2 separate regions of the Homo sapiens genome follow, and region 1 is linked to region 2. Evidence: read pairs that join two places in POLR2A ChIA-PET (ENCODE). Cell type or tissue: K562. All regions are shown on one strand. Each heading gives the region's core, and the rest is flanking DNA. Links, peaks and the distances in the headings are about the cores only. Region 1 overlaps ALPK3 (alpha kinase 3). Region 2 overlaps PDE8A (phosphodiesterase 8A).

What was found. Peaks named below come from ENCODE experiments on the same cell type or tissue, not always from the same donor. Only the 100,000 strongest peaks of a DNase experiment are listed, where the experiment ranks them.
Region 1: POLR2A ChIA-PET joins it to region 2 with 5 read pairs; 3 of 35 experiments call an interaction of 5 or more read pairs at or near these places.

What each region holds. Positions count from the first base shown.
Region 1 is chr15:84,870,365-84,879,448 of GRCh38, forward strand. ALPK3 (alpha kinase 3) reads left to right here. Exons shown (of 14, transcript NM_020778.5): 14 at 1-3,115. Among named protein-coding and RNA genes, the nearest start is that of SLC28A1, 9.8 kb to the right of the region's middle. In K562, for the core only: no CTCF peak of the experiment used is centred there; no DNase peak of the experiment used is centred there; H3K27me3 peaks cover 1,101 bases.
Region 2 is chr15:85,021,814-85,026,813 of GRCh38, forward strand. The region is part of intron 1 of PDE8A (phosphodiesterase 8A); the gene reads left to right. Among named protein-coding and RNA genes, the nearest start is that of PDE8A, 42 kb to the left of the region's middle. In K562, for the core only: no CTCF peak of the experiment used is centred there; DNase peaks (open chromatin) are centred at 2,368 and 3,005.

The DNA of each region.
Region 1 (9,084 bases), core at 1,550-6,549, 150 kb before region 2:
CACCCACTCATTCAGCAGACATATACTGAGTGCTACTTTATGCCAGACCCTGGGCTGGCAGCTGTTTGGAGGCAAAGATGTATGAGGCCATCTCAGGAGAGACTACTTGTTAGGATTCTTGAGTTTTGACCAACAGAAATGAACTTGGACCAACTTAAGCAAGGAAAAAGCGTTCATGGGAAGGATGCTGGGATAGCTCACAAAACCAAAAGAATAGCTGAACAATTAATTGGCCCTGGGAAGGGTGGGAGCTGGGGCAACTACGAGGCTTGCCTCCCAGGAGCTGCTGCGGTTGGCAGATCAACACCAACTTGCCATTGGTTCTAGTGGGTCCCCTTCCACTCAAGATTCAAATTCCAAGTGAAAGAACCTGGCCTGGAGCTCAGGGCTTCATAGAGTGGGAGGGGGGCAGTCTTCCAAAAGATGCGGACTCTTGCCACATGGAATGGTGGAGTACGGAAGGGTGGAAAGGGTTTGGTAGGTAAACCCTGAAGATGCTTCTAACACACGTGCTGTTCTCCCATCTCACGTATGACGACTCTCCCACAGGTAACCAAAACCACATTTCTCTCTGCTTAGGGAATTCAAGATCATATCTAACTTCGAATTCCAGGGGTAATGACACGGCTTCTATTCTCCAAAGTCCAGTGTCATTAGGGATAATCTCCCTCTTTCAGTTTTATCACAATTCCATTTTGAAATTCTACAACCTGTAGATTAACTGGTAAAATTAACCATATTCAACCAAAATTGTATAACCCAGCAAGAATGGAAGAATGGGTAAAGTCTACAGTCCATTTCTAGAACTGGTCATGAGAACTCATGTTTATGATGATGGACTTTTGATCTGGTGGAGGGACCCAAACCTTCAGTTCTGAAGCTCATTAGTGGTCCTACCTGTGTGACAGGCATTTACTATTGGACTGGCAGTCCCAGGACAAACTCCAGGAATCCCCCCATGTCCATCTCTACTCCTGCCCTCTTTTACGTAGCAGCAATCATATTTTCCCTTGATAGGGTTCATCATTCTAGATACTCCGATGACTTCTTTATAATGAGCCTGAAGTGGCCTGGTGGCTGCCTCAGCTTCCAGTTCAGTTGAATAGCTACTACGTCTTTGAGGATGTGCTCCTTGCTGGGGGACTAAACTCTCCACGCCAGCCCAGTCCCAAACCTAAACCTCGGGTATGAGAAAAGCATTGAGATCTAGCAATAGCAGGGCCATGTCCACACTGCGTCCTATCCCTGAAGGAGAAACAGCGCCAGGTATGGTTGCCGGCTCCAAGCGCATGCTGCCTCCTGCAGGCCTGACCCAGCCTCTCGGGGTGTTGTTTCTGGTGCCATAGTTGAATTTTCAACAAACCATTTCACCACCCTCTCAAGACAGCTGCTGCTGGTTTGTGGGTTCCTGACAAGATGAGTGAATGCCTGCCCATCAACCCGTTACTATTCTTTTAGCTGTAAAGTGAATTCTCTGGTTGGGTGCAGTATGTGAGGAGGTCACATGATGTTTATGGCATTTGAGAATTCCATGGATATTGATGGCAGGAGAGGCATGATGGGTTAGAAAAGCAAATCCAAATCCAGAACAAGGGCCCAAAAGGGCCAAGACAAATTACTGCCCCTCTCAGAGCCACAGGTGTAGACAGGTGAAAACACTGGACAGTGAGTGAGCTACCCACACACGACCCACTGGTGCCTTCAGAGCCTTAGCCTGGAGCGACAGTGTACCGTTGATAATGGAACGCACTGGCCATGCCAGACTTTATGGCTAGGCGGTCAGATAACACTACGAGGGGCAGCATGGCCACCAAGTGTGCCAGGGCCAAGTGTTCAGGCTCTCCCAGAGCCCAGTGGTGAGCCAGAAGGGCATTTTGTACAAGGATAATGGTTACTTTTTGGCCAGAGCATCACTTGGCTCCAAATCCTGGGTTCCCGTATCATATTTTCTTGTCAGGACTTACCGCAAGCTATGTATGGCTCCGCGGTATGCCACCCATGGAAAGACACCTCATGCACCATTGACCTGCCAGGTCACGTGGCCTGATGGCAGCGTCGGCTGCACAAAAGACTTTCCCAGCTGCAATGCCTTCGCCTGCTCTAGGCCCACCCCAAAGCTGGCAGTCTTCTAGGTCAGTTGGTAAATGGGTTAGAACAAGATGCCCCAAAGTGGCATAAATTGCATGGAATTAGGCCTTAGTGGCGAGGGATTCGACATACAGTCATTTGTCCTACATTGTGAAGGAAACATTCTGACCTCAAACAGATCCCTCAACCCCAGAACTTTATAGAAGGGGCAGACCTTGGCATTTTCACATGATTTATCTCCCACTCTGATTCACATATGTTTGACCAAGGCACTGGGCAGCTGCCAATTTCCCGTCCCTTCTGTAGTCCCAGATGAATGGATACAGACCTCTTTGGGGAAGGCTGCAAGGAAGGTTCACAACATGCATCTAAGTGTTAAAATAAGTTTTTCCTTCAAAAATACATTTGACTTCCTCTCCATTTAAGGTCTGGAAATCAAGTGGGAGATCTTGACTTTACCTTGGCACTTGAGACAGAACTGTTGGCCCAGAAGTCTTTAGTTAAGGTCATTACTAGGCCATATCTTAGGGGCGTCTGGCCTTTTTCATTCCTGGGACCCACAGCTCGAGGTCTGGTTTCCATGCCCTATCCCTTACGATGAGCGCCCTATTTTGTTCCTTCTGTCTATCTCTGTTGCTGAGATCAGGGAGCCCACGTTCACAGCAGCTCTTTCAAGCAGCCTCCCAGGCCTAGAGAGGAAAATCAGCAGAGCCTCGTGAATGTATTTCTCGTGGCAAGAAGGGAGCTCATCTTCTGGGTCCTGCCAGAGGGCAGTGAGGGGGTTGATGGGCTGGGTGCATGCCAGGGACCCAATCAAGCATTTTTATCTTCTGAAATCTTTGAATTCCTGCCTTTCTTGGATGTTTGGTCTTTTGATATAATTTAGCATGGGCCAACATTTGGTCCAGATTTGTATTAGCCAAGCCCTCCTAAAATAGTAATAACAGTATCTGGCGATTTGAGCTTTTACGTAGAATGTAGAATCTCTGGTGAGTGAACATATCAATAAAGACAACCTGAACCAAAATTATATCTTGGTCATACAGCCTTTAAAAGGTCCACCACAGACTGCGCAACATAGGGAGACTCCATCTCTACAAAATTAAAAAAAAAAAAATTAACCAGGCGTGGGGGTTCATGCCTGTGGTCTCAGCTATTTAGGGGGCTGAGGTGGGAGGACTGTTTGGGCCAGGAGACGGAGGCTGCAGTGAGCTGAGATCACGCCACTGCACTCCCGCCTGGGCAACACAGTGAGACCCTGTCTCAAAAAACAAAAAAAGTCCACCAATGTACCCTATATTTTTTGACAATATATTTGCCAGTTCATGCAGTTTCTTCAGAATATCACTCTTCTCTTTCCTGATCTGATTAAGACTCTCATCCCCTGGCTTATGCTAAGTGTGGGTTCTGGTTAGTGGTATAACATGTGGTGTGGGGCAGGAGGGAAACTGTTTGCTTTCTTTTATTATTATCATTATACTTTAAGTTCTGGGATACATGTGCACAACGTGCAGGTTTGTTACATAGGTATACATGTGCCATGGTGGTTTGCTGCACCCACCAACCCGTCATCTACATTAGATATTTCTCCTAATGCTCTCCCTCCCCCAGCCCCCCACCCCCTGACGGGCCCCGGTGTGTGATGTTCCCCTCCCTGTGTCCATGTGTTCTCATTGCTCAACTCTCTCTTATGAGTGAGAACACGCGGTGTTTGGTTTTCTGTCCTTGTGATATTTTGCTGAGAATGATGGGGAAAGTGTTTGCTTTCTTCTGCAAGAGAGAGGTACACCTTTCCTGGTAGTGGAGGTAGGAAGGAAATATTTCTGGAGGGTTGTCCTTTTTATGTCCTTTGAATACTCCCAGATGTCATTAATCCAGCTGACAGGATGCCACCTTTTTTTGAAACCGAATGAGGTTATGAATTCGATTGGTGGTGAATCTAGCAGTTTTGCAGAATCAGACTCTGGGTTTGTTTTTAAACAAACTCAATGGCTCCAAGCCATAAGGGAATTTCTACCCAGTAATAGAAAGGTCCTGAATTTCGTTCCATGCCTTGAGGTGGGAGGATTTTAATGATCATCCTCTAGCTTCGTTTTTTGCATGTGTGACAGGGTGTCACCCAGGCTGGAGTGCAGTAGCGCACTCTTGGGCTCACTGCAACCTCTGCCTCTGCGTTCAAGTGATTCTCATGCCTCAGCCTCTGAGTAGCTGGGACTACAGGCATCCACCACCACGCCCTGCTAAATTTTTTTTTGTATTTTTAGTAGAGACAGGGCTTCGCTATGTTGGCCAGGCTGGTCTCAAACTCCTGGCCTCAAATGATCCGCTTGCCTCAGCCTCCCAAAGTCCTGGGATTACAGGCGTGAGCCACTGTGCCCACCCCATCGTCTAGCTTTAAAAAGTATCCAGTGATGTACAAAGGCTGCTACTTTCCCATCCCTGAATAGGAACAGGAGTTTCAATGCTCTTCACCCTATCTTACCTCCATAACCAATTCCAAAAACCCCTCTTATTTCCTGGGAAAAGGAGAGAGTCCATGTCCTTTAACATCTTCCCTATGAATGTCACCATCAGTTACGGTTCTCTGACTGCCAGCAATAAACTGGCTCTAACTTAAGTAAGAACAAAAGGATGCCAGGGTAACCCACTGGTCTGAAAGAAGAATTGAATGACAAGCCTAGGGTACAATGGTAACCAGGGCAGCTCTGAGGACTTTGGCCTGAGGAACTTGCTGACCATCACCCTAAGTGCACCCTTCTCATGACTCAATCCCAACTGCCTTTTGTTACTGTGTGTCTCTACTCAAGAAAGAGAATCTGATTGGCCTGGCTTGAGTTACATGTATCCTTGAGGCCTGGGGCAGCAGGGGTACTGTGGGAAAGAGGGGTGATTTCTGCCCACCCACCACCAACCAAAAAACCAAAAAAAAAAACAAAAACCGGAGGGGGGTGGTAATGTTACCGGGAAAACTGTTAGCACAGAATACGAAGTAAGAGAGTCCTAGCTCATTCCGACCCCAGAGAGCAGCCACTGGAAATGTGAAAGATGGCTCTCAGCACAAGGGTTATCACCATGGAGAGGCCTTCAGGCTGGGACCCAAGAGGCCTTGATGAGTGGCACTAAATTGATAAATTTACCCCAGGGCAGGGTCTGGGTTTTAGTTTTGTAACTTGATACTTCCCATACCCCTGAGTTGATCACTCAGGGAGGCTATCTCATTCTGGTTAAATTTACAGTAAAATGGAACTTAAGCATGAAGAATTCACCTTGCTAATTTTCTTTTTTTTTAAATTATACTTTAAGTTTTACGGTACATGTGCACAACGTGAAGGTTTGTTACATATGTATACGTGTGCCATGTTGGTGTGCTGCACCCATTAACTCGTCATTTAACATTAGATCTCCTAATGCTATCCCTCCCTCCTCCCCCCTCACCTTGCTAATTTTCAGTGAGAGGATCACTTGAGCCCAGGAGTTTGAGACCCTGTCTCTATTTAAAAAATTAAATTTGGCCGGGCACGCTGGCTTATGCCTGTAATCCCAGCACTTTGGGAGGCCGAGGTGGGTGGATCACCTGAGGTCAGCAGTTTGAGAGCAGCCTGGCCAACATGGCAAAACTCCGTCTCTACTAAAAATACAAAAATTAGCAGGCCGTGCTGGCACGCACCTGTAGTCCCAGCTACTCGGGAGGCTGAGGCAGGAGAATCGCTTGAACCTGGGAGGCAGAGGTTGCAGTGAGCCAAGATTGTGCCACTGCACTCCAGCCTGGGCAAGAGAGAGAAACTCTGTCTCAAAAAAAAAAAAATTAAAATTTCTTTTCAATGAGAAATTTAATCATCCAATAGACTGGACACTGTGTTTACCTGATAGTCAATTCTCCTCTTCTTCTGAAGGGAATGGTTCAAGAAAATGCAAATTCTCAGATTTGGTGAGCTTAGGACAAGTCAGACAAGTCTCAGTTCAAATCCTGCTTTGCTGGCTGTGTGAACTTGAGCTTGTTGCTTAACCTCTCTGAACTAAGATACCTCTTTTTTTTTTTTTACAATCCTTTTTTTCTAATATTTATAGACTGCCTATTATATTTGCTGTGTTCATGAGAGTGAACAAAACAGACATAGATTCCTCCCTTATGGAGCTTACAGTCTAGTGGGGGAGACAAACATTTAAAAACACAGCAAAAATGTATTAATGGCAAATATGTAAGTATGAAGTCTTGTGAAGCAGAAGAATAGGAGATAATGCCAGCCGGGGACGGGACCTAATTTAGATGGGCTTAGGAGCCTCTCTGAGGCTTGACATTTTTTTTTTTTTGAGATGGAGTTTCGCTCTTATTGCCCAGGCTGGAGTGCGGTGGTGCGATCTCAGCTCACTACAACCTCCACCTCCCAGATTCAAGTGATTCTCCTGCCTCAACCTCTCAAGTAGCTGAGATTACAGGCGTGTGCCACCATGCCCGGCTAATTTTGTATTTTAAGTAGAGATGTGGTCTCACCATGTTGGCCAAGCTGGTCTCCAACTCCTGACCTCAAGTGATCCACCCGCCTCGGCCTCCCAAAGTGCTGGGATTACAGGCATGAGCCACTGCGCCCGGCCTTCACATTTGAGCTGAGATGGGAGGAAGGATGTTGGTGAGAGGAAGTGGAAGGAGAAGAGCATACCAGGCTGAGGAAACAACTGGTGCAAGAGCTTCCAGCCTGGTTACTGAGAGGCAAGGGATGGAAGCTCGTACCTGGGGAATAAGAGGTGTTGCAAGCCGAGGCTCAGAGGCAGGGCCAGGTCATGGAAGAACATTTGCAAAAATCGTAAGAGCAGTGTGTATCAGCCAGTATCAGCCACAACAGGAAATCACAGAGCCCTGAATGACAGTGATCTTAAATAAGACAAAGTTATTTCTTCCTCAGGATGAAGTCTGTAGGCAGTAGGAGATCTGTACCTGGTCCACCCAGGGCTGGCACGGCAGCTCCAGGATGTCATCGAAACAGGCTCCTCCAGCTCTCTGCTCTGCCCTGCCAGCCGACACAGGAGGAATAATTAATCCCCAGTGGAATATTATGAGGAGAAGAACTGAGAATAGTAATATAAAGCTAAATCTTTGTTATATAGAGAGTCAATAGATAATGTCTAAAGTTGAAAATAAAGGCTGGGTACTATGGCTCATGCCTGCAATCCTAACATTTTGGGAGGTTGAGACAGGAGGATCACTTGAGCCCAGGAGTTTGAGGCCAGCCTGGACAACATAGTGAAACCCTGTCTTTGCAAAAAATAAGTTAGCCAGGTGTGGTGGCGTGTGACTGTAGTTCCAGCTACTTGAGAGGCTGAGGCAGGAGGATCACTTGGGCCCAGGAGATTCAGGCTGCAATGAGCCATAATCACGCCACTGCACTCCAGCCTGGGCAACAGTAAATGAATACATGATAGATAGATAGATAGATAGATAGATAGATAGATAGATAGATAGATAGATAGATAGATAGAAGATAAGTAAATTAATAAAAATAGTACCTATATTGATATTTTAAGATCTATCATCTATGTATCTATTATCTATTTTATGTATAGAAGTTGCTACCAGAGGCCAGGCACAGTGGCTCATGCCTGTAATCCCAGCACTTTGGGAGGTTAAGGCAGGAGGATCACGAGGTCAGGAGTTCGAGACCAGCGTGGCCAGCATGGGGAAACAGTCTCTACCAAAAATACAAAAAATTAGCTGGGTATGGTGGCACGTGCCTGTAGTCCCAGCTACTCGGGAGGCTGAGGCAGGAGAATTGCTTGAACTCAGCAGGCGGAGGTTGCAGTGAGCCAAGATCGCACCACTGCACTCCAGCCTGGGTGACAGAGTGACACTCCGTCTCAAAAAAGAAAAAAAAAAAAAAAAAAGAAGTTGCTACCAGAAGTGGAAAAACAAGAATGACTTGTTTGTAATTGGTGGGATTTGAGGGACAACGGGGTTGGCCTCTGGCTTCCTGGGCTCTGGTCTCCCCAAGCCTGTCTAGTGGTGAGCTTCTGTTCAACTTCCTTTGCTGGTCCATTATTTGGACCTTTCTTAAAATGGAAAGGCCAGCAGAGCGACTCCAACCACCTCCTTCTGCTTCAGGAGCTGCCTTAGTGGATTGGGTCCCTCTCAACCAAGGCAAATCTGAGCTGCGTTGTTAAGTTTCAGTGGCGGATGCAAGATGTCTGGAATTCAGTGGGATGGCAGTGTCTGTCTTGAAGAGGCTCTTGGTGTTTGGGCTGGAGCTACCTCTGGACAGGAGGCGCCCCCTACTGACACCCAGAGGCCCTGGAAACTCACTTCCCATGAGGCACTGTCTGATCTCAGAACTGATGGGGTTCAGAGATGGCCCTTTCTCATTATTTCCAAAGGGCCTCAGGGGACACAGCACACACAAGGGTGAAGGACCCTCAACCTGGAATTTGAGACACATTCCTCATGGTAGAGTTTCAACAGGACATGACCACATGGATTTCTGGGCTGAGGTAGTGTCCAGTCAACCGCTCTGGCCACTGGACTTTTTTTTTTTTTTACGAGATTGAGTTTCGCTTTGTCACCCAGGCTGGAGTGCACTGGCACAATCTCGGCTCACTGCAACCTCCACTTCCAGGGTTCAAGCAACTCTCCTGCCTCAGCCTCCCGAGTACCTGGGATTACAGGCATGTGCCACAATGCCTGGCTAATTATTGTATGTTTAGTAGAGACAGGGTTTCGCCATGTCGGCCAGGCTGGTCTTGAACTCCTAACCTGAAGTGATCCTCCCACCTCAGCCTCCCAAAGTGCTAGGATGACAGGCGTAAGCCACCGTGCTCGGCCTGGCCACTGGCTTTTGAGTGGTTGGAGTAGTTCATCCAGGCCCAGCTTGGGACACTTTCCCGTGGAGTCCAGCCAGCTGACAGTTCTAACCAAATTAAATACTCTGGTTTCACACTAAACTGCCTTGGTTCCACCAAACCCCTGATAAAGATTCTCATCGGAATGAAGCTGTGGACAAAGCCAGGGTC
Region 2 (5,000 bases), core at 1-5,000:
TTTTCTTGTGATAGATTCAGGCTGTGCACGTTTGGCGGGAATACCACAAAAGGGAGGTTGCGTGTCCTCCTTACTGCATCATATCAGAAGGCACATTCCATCTGTTTGTTCCATTACTGGTGATTTTCACTGTGATCACTTAAGGTGGTGCCTGCCAGGTTTCCTTAGTATTTTCTGCTTTGAAATGAATAAATATCTTATGGGGAAGTATTTTAAGACTATATACAAATTCTCTTAATCATTAAGCTTTCACCAACTAGTTTTAACATTCATTGGTCATTTTTGTCTGAAATAGCTAATACCACGGATAGTTGCCAAATGGTGAATTTTAACTCATGGGTAGCATGTTTTGACAGCTTGTTATTCAGCCATTTGGGGTTTGTCTTAGTTCTTTTCAGCTGAGATGTACAGCAGCTTTGTAGAAAAGGGCAGCTAGATCTCAGCATTGGTCCAAAGACATGGGTGCTTCACATTTTGTTATATCTGTTTGGACAGGACCTGGATGGGTCGAGTTCTCACCCATGCTGGACGGGGCACCCTGCCTCTGCCTGTCTGCTCTTCTCTAGCTCTAGCACCAGTCCACCCAGGCAGCTTTGTCTGGGTATTGGAAGTGTTTTTTTTTTTTTTTTTGTAATGTCTGACATAGATCATATTAACTAGAATAAACCAGGCAAGGCGGCATTTTTCAGAAGGGGCTATGGCATGGTAGTGTCATATATATGCAAAATTTTTTTTTTTTTTTTTGAGATGGAGTCTTGTTCTGTCACCCCTGTCGCCCAGGCTGGGGTGCAGTGGCGTGATCTCAGCTCACTGCAACCTCTGCCTCCCGGGTTGAAGCAATTCTCCTGCCCCAGCCTCCGGAGTAGCTGGGATTACAGGTGCATGCCACCACACCTGGCTATTTTTTTTTTGTATTTTTGGTAGAGACAGGGTTTCACCATGTTGGCCAGGCTAGTTTCGAACTCCTGACCTCTGATGATCTGCCCACCTTGGCCTCCCTAAGTGCTGGGATTACAGGCGTGAGCCACCGGACCTAGCCAGATTTATATCTAATGGGATCAAGAGAATATTTATTTTGTTGAATGGAAGATGAAGATATATGAACATGTTTACATGCTAAAGGGACAGAGTCAGTAGGAGAGATTAACGATCAAGACAGAGGGGACTGTTAAGGGAGTTTCCCTGAAAAGGTAGACCTAGGTAATGGGGTTAGCTCTTGGCAAGAGAACGGACACTCAGGAGGAAGTTGGAAGGAATGAAGGGAAGGGAACAGTACTGTTTTTCAGGTTATGAGTAGGCAAACATTTGAAGGAGTTGTTCCCTAATTGCCTCATTTTGCTTTGTGAAATAGGAGTGAGATTATGTCCTAAGAGTTAGCAGGTACACGTCTTGAGGACGTCGCTGAATAGGGAAAGTGTTGTGGGGAATAAGAGCATTGTCTGGGGTTCACCAAAGGATTTCTAGGCTTCTGGTGGTAGAGACCATGAATTCTTGGTGGCCTCAGTCTGCAAGGCTCTGTTATTTTTCTCCCGCAGTGGTTATCAGCTCAGGTGGAGAAGCATAGGAAATAATTGGGTTGGTTGGGGATGGGGCTTTGCCACATATTGTGGTGGGAAGGCCAGGGAGGTAGGAGAACAGAGAGTGGGACAAGAGGGTTGGACTTTGTTTGGAGACGTGGTTTATGACTCCATGGTGGTCTATACAGAACTGGGGAGGTGGGATTGGAGAGAGGGTAAAAGAGTGAATGTCTTGAGAAGGTCAGAGAATTATTGGAGGAGGAATTAGGTTCAAGATTGCTAGCAGCATAGGAATATTAGAGAGTAGAATATTGGAGTTTAGCATTTTCATCATGGGACAGTTCTGGCTGATGAGGGGCTGGAGTGGAGCAGGGTAAGGTGAAGATCACTGGGTTGTGAGAAAACTTGAAATTGGTGGATGGGTTATTTATGTGGACATTGACACCACCAGGTTGATGGGAGGACATTGGTGGAGGGGGGATGACAGTGTTCCAAGTGTTCAGGGAAGGAGGGAGAGTTGAGCAGGAATGAAGTATTGAGGCCAGATGGCATGAACACACTTAAAAGATGGCATTTTGGTTGCCAAGGGATCAGGGATGGTTTGGACCTGGAGGTTTGGTGGAACTGGCTGTCCACAGCCTCCAAAGATGTCTTGATGCTACGAAGAGTGGAATTTGCTCAGATTTCCAAAAAAAAGTTGGTCATTGGGCCTTTGCTTGTATTTCTTCTTCCTGTAGCTCCCTTGCCTACCTTCTCTACCTGGCTAACTCCTGCTGGCCCTTTAAGACTGAGCTCTGAGATCACCTCTTCCGGGAAATCTTTCTTGAACCCTCTGATCCGTCTATCTGTCCCTATGTTCCTTATGCTTATCTCTAACTTAGCAGGTATCATACCATATCATCGTCTGCTGTCCTTCCCTCCCCTAGACCATAACTTCCTTGATGAAAGCAGGGACTGTATCTTTGCATCCCTGGCACAGTACCTGGCATATATTTGGTTGAACTATATGAAATTGCCATTTAAGAAGTGAATTTGGTCTAGTTTGTAATTTCTCTCCTTAATAGGTGACTTTCTTTTGTCAGCTCATCTTGAATCTTTTTCTGAAGTTACAAGCCCCTTTCTTAGTTTGGCCTTAGCCAAGTTCCATGCAGGTTGTTTCTCTTTTAGTGACCAACTAATTTCTATGTGGGCCAGTCAGTCTTTCATCTTGCTTAGGCTTTTTTTTTTTCTTTTCACCCTCTATTACTCCTACTGCGTAGGCTTTTTGTTACATTAACTTCCCTTTTGCTTTTCTCTACCCTCAGCAGAGGGGGTCAAAAGAAACTTCTTTGTTCTTAGTCTTCCTTAGCTGCCCAAAATTTCCCAGTAGTTTGCCCATGCATTTCATTCCCCTATTGACTCTTACTGAGTGACCTATGTGCCAGGCAAAAATTCGGACTTGTTCATTCTAGTTTCTCTGCTTCTAGTGTGTCTCATGCTGGTGTTTGTTGGCTCAGATGTGTTAATGGGGCTGCCGCTGCTGTTGTGGTTGTTAGTCATTCTTTTGAACAGCGGCTTTAGCTTACCAATGCTCCAGATACAGTTTTTCAGAAACTCAATGATCTGTGTGCATTACACATTAAAAAGTGCATTGAACAACAGCATATCCAGATTAAAAACAAACAAATTAGATTTATCTGGTGTTTTTCCATTATGGGTTGGAGCAAACATGCTGTGTATAAATCAGATAAACCTTTTCTTTCACTGTTTCAGACTGAGAATTGTTTGTTCTTGCTTTTGTGGTCACCAAGAATGTAATATAACTATGCTCTTCACATCCTAAGGCCACCATAAGTCCTGGATCAGACCTGTTTTTTTGAAGTCACCTGAATTTTGACTTGAGGCTCCCCCAACCCTTACTCCCACTACCCCTTTGAACTGGATCACTTTGCTTTTAAGGGGCACTCCCTTGAAGCCAGTTCCCTGAAGTGACCTACTTTCTTGAGGTGCTTGAAGAGCTTCCCTTTCATTTGGGAGGCTTCCTCAGTGCCCCCATTCCCAGGCGTTTTTTCCTGGGAGTCCTGTCCTATTCATGAATTTCCTGTTTTTTCCAGGGGGGTGGGTAGGGGGTGTGGGGGCAGGCAGTACTATGTTATTATCGTAACTAGTGACATTTAAAGAAAGAAACCCAAAGCCCAGTTAACCAATTACACTTAAATTCTCTGGGCCCAGGCCTGCTGGATGCTCTCCATCTACCAGAAATGCTTCTTATCATCCCCCCTCTTTTTTAGACTGCTAATCCTTAACAGATTAATCTGAGTTTATATTTAGATGAAAGTTATTCATTAATAGAAAAACCTGAAACTGTAGTGAGGGCTGACAGTGTTGAAGTGGATAGAGGTACATAGGCCACCTTTAGACCAAAAAGTCTTTGTAAGGCACTGGAGTCTTTAAGTGTCTGCTTTGGCACAAGGACATCAGGTTATCCTTAGGAAGCCAGGAACACCTTGAGACTCGGGCCAGAACAATGTGGCCCACCTTTGAGCTTCAGGTTTGGTCCCAGTGAGTCTCACGCCTTTTTGATGCTGACCATATATATGGGGCAAAACACTCTGTAATCTGCTTTACCCCACTACACCCATCCCATCCATCCCTAGTTGCAAAAATTTCAACTTGTATGAATATGCACAGATTCAATAGTGGAAACTCAGCACTGTTGAGTGCCAGGCTTCAAATATGGAATTAGTGACCTCTGAACCCGTGTTTGTCAAACTGCCTGCTAATGGGTCATGACATCAGTTTAGCAGATTATGCCTAGCACTATTGTTCCAGTTAAATTGCTGTGAAACAAACCACCCCAAACTTAGTGACATTAAACAGTAACCGTTTATTATGCTCATGGATTCTGTGGCTCAGGAATTGGACAGGGTACAATGGGAGGTGGCTTGTCTTTGTTCCATGATGGCTGGGGGTTGGGATCATTTGGAGGCTCTTTTACTCCACATCTGATGTCTGGGCTGGGGTGCCTTGAAGGCTAGTGGAATCAGCTGGGACCAATGACCAGAACACCTACATGTAGACTCTCCATGTGGTCTGGGCTTCTCACAGTGTGGTGGCTGGGTTCCAAGAGAGAGGTTCCCCAGAGGAAGCATTTAGAGAGCCAGTGTTCCAAAAGAACAAGGACATTTGATAACCTTGCCTCTGAAGTTACATGGCATCACTTCTGTTCCGGATTTGTGGATGCTATCTCAAGCCTGCACAGATTCAAGGGAGGTGGAGATAGAGAGATGGAGATCTATATCCCCATCTCTCAATGGGTAGAGAGTCAAAAGATTTGTGGCTGTTTTTAAAACTACTACAAGTTCATTTTAAAACAAGATAGATGCTTGAGCCCAAAAGTTTGAGGCTGCAGTGAACTGTGATCATACCACTGCATTCCAGCCTGGCCCTGTCTCAAAACAAAAAACAAAACAAAACAAAAAAACTAAATTTAAAAAATAAAAC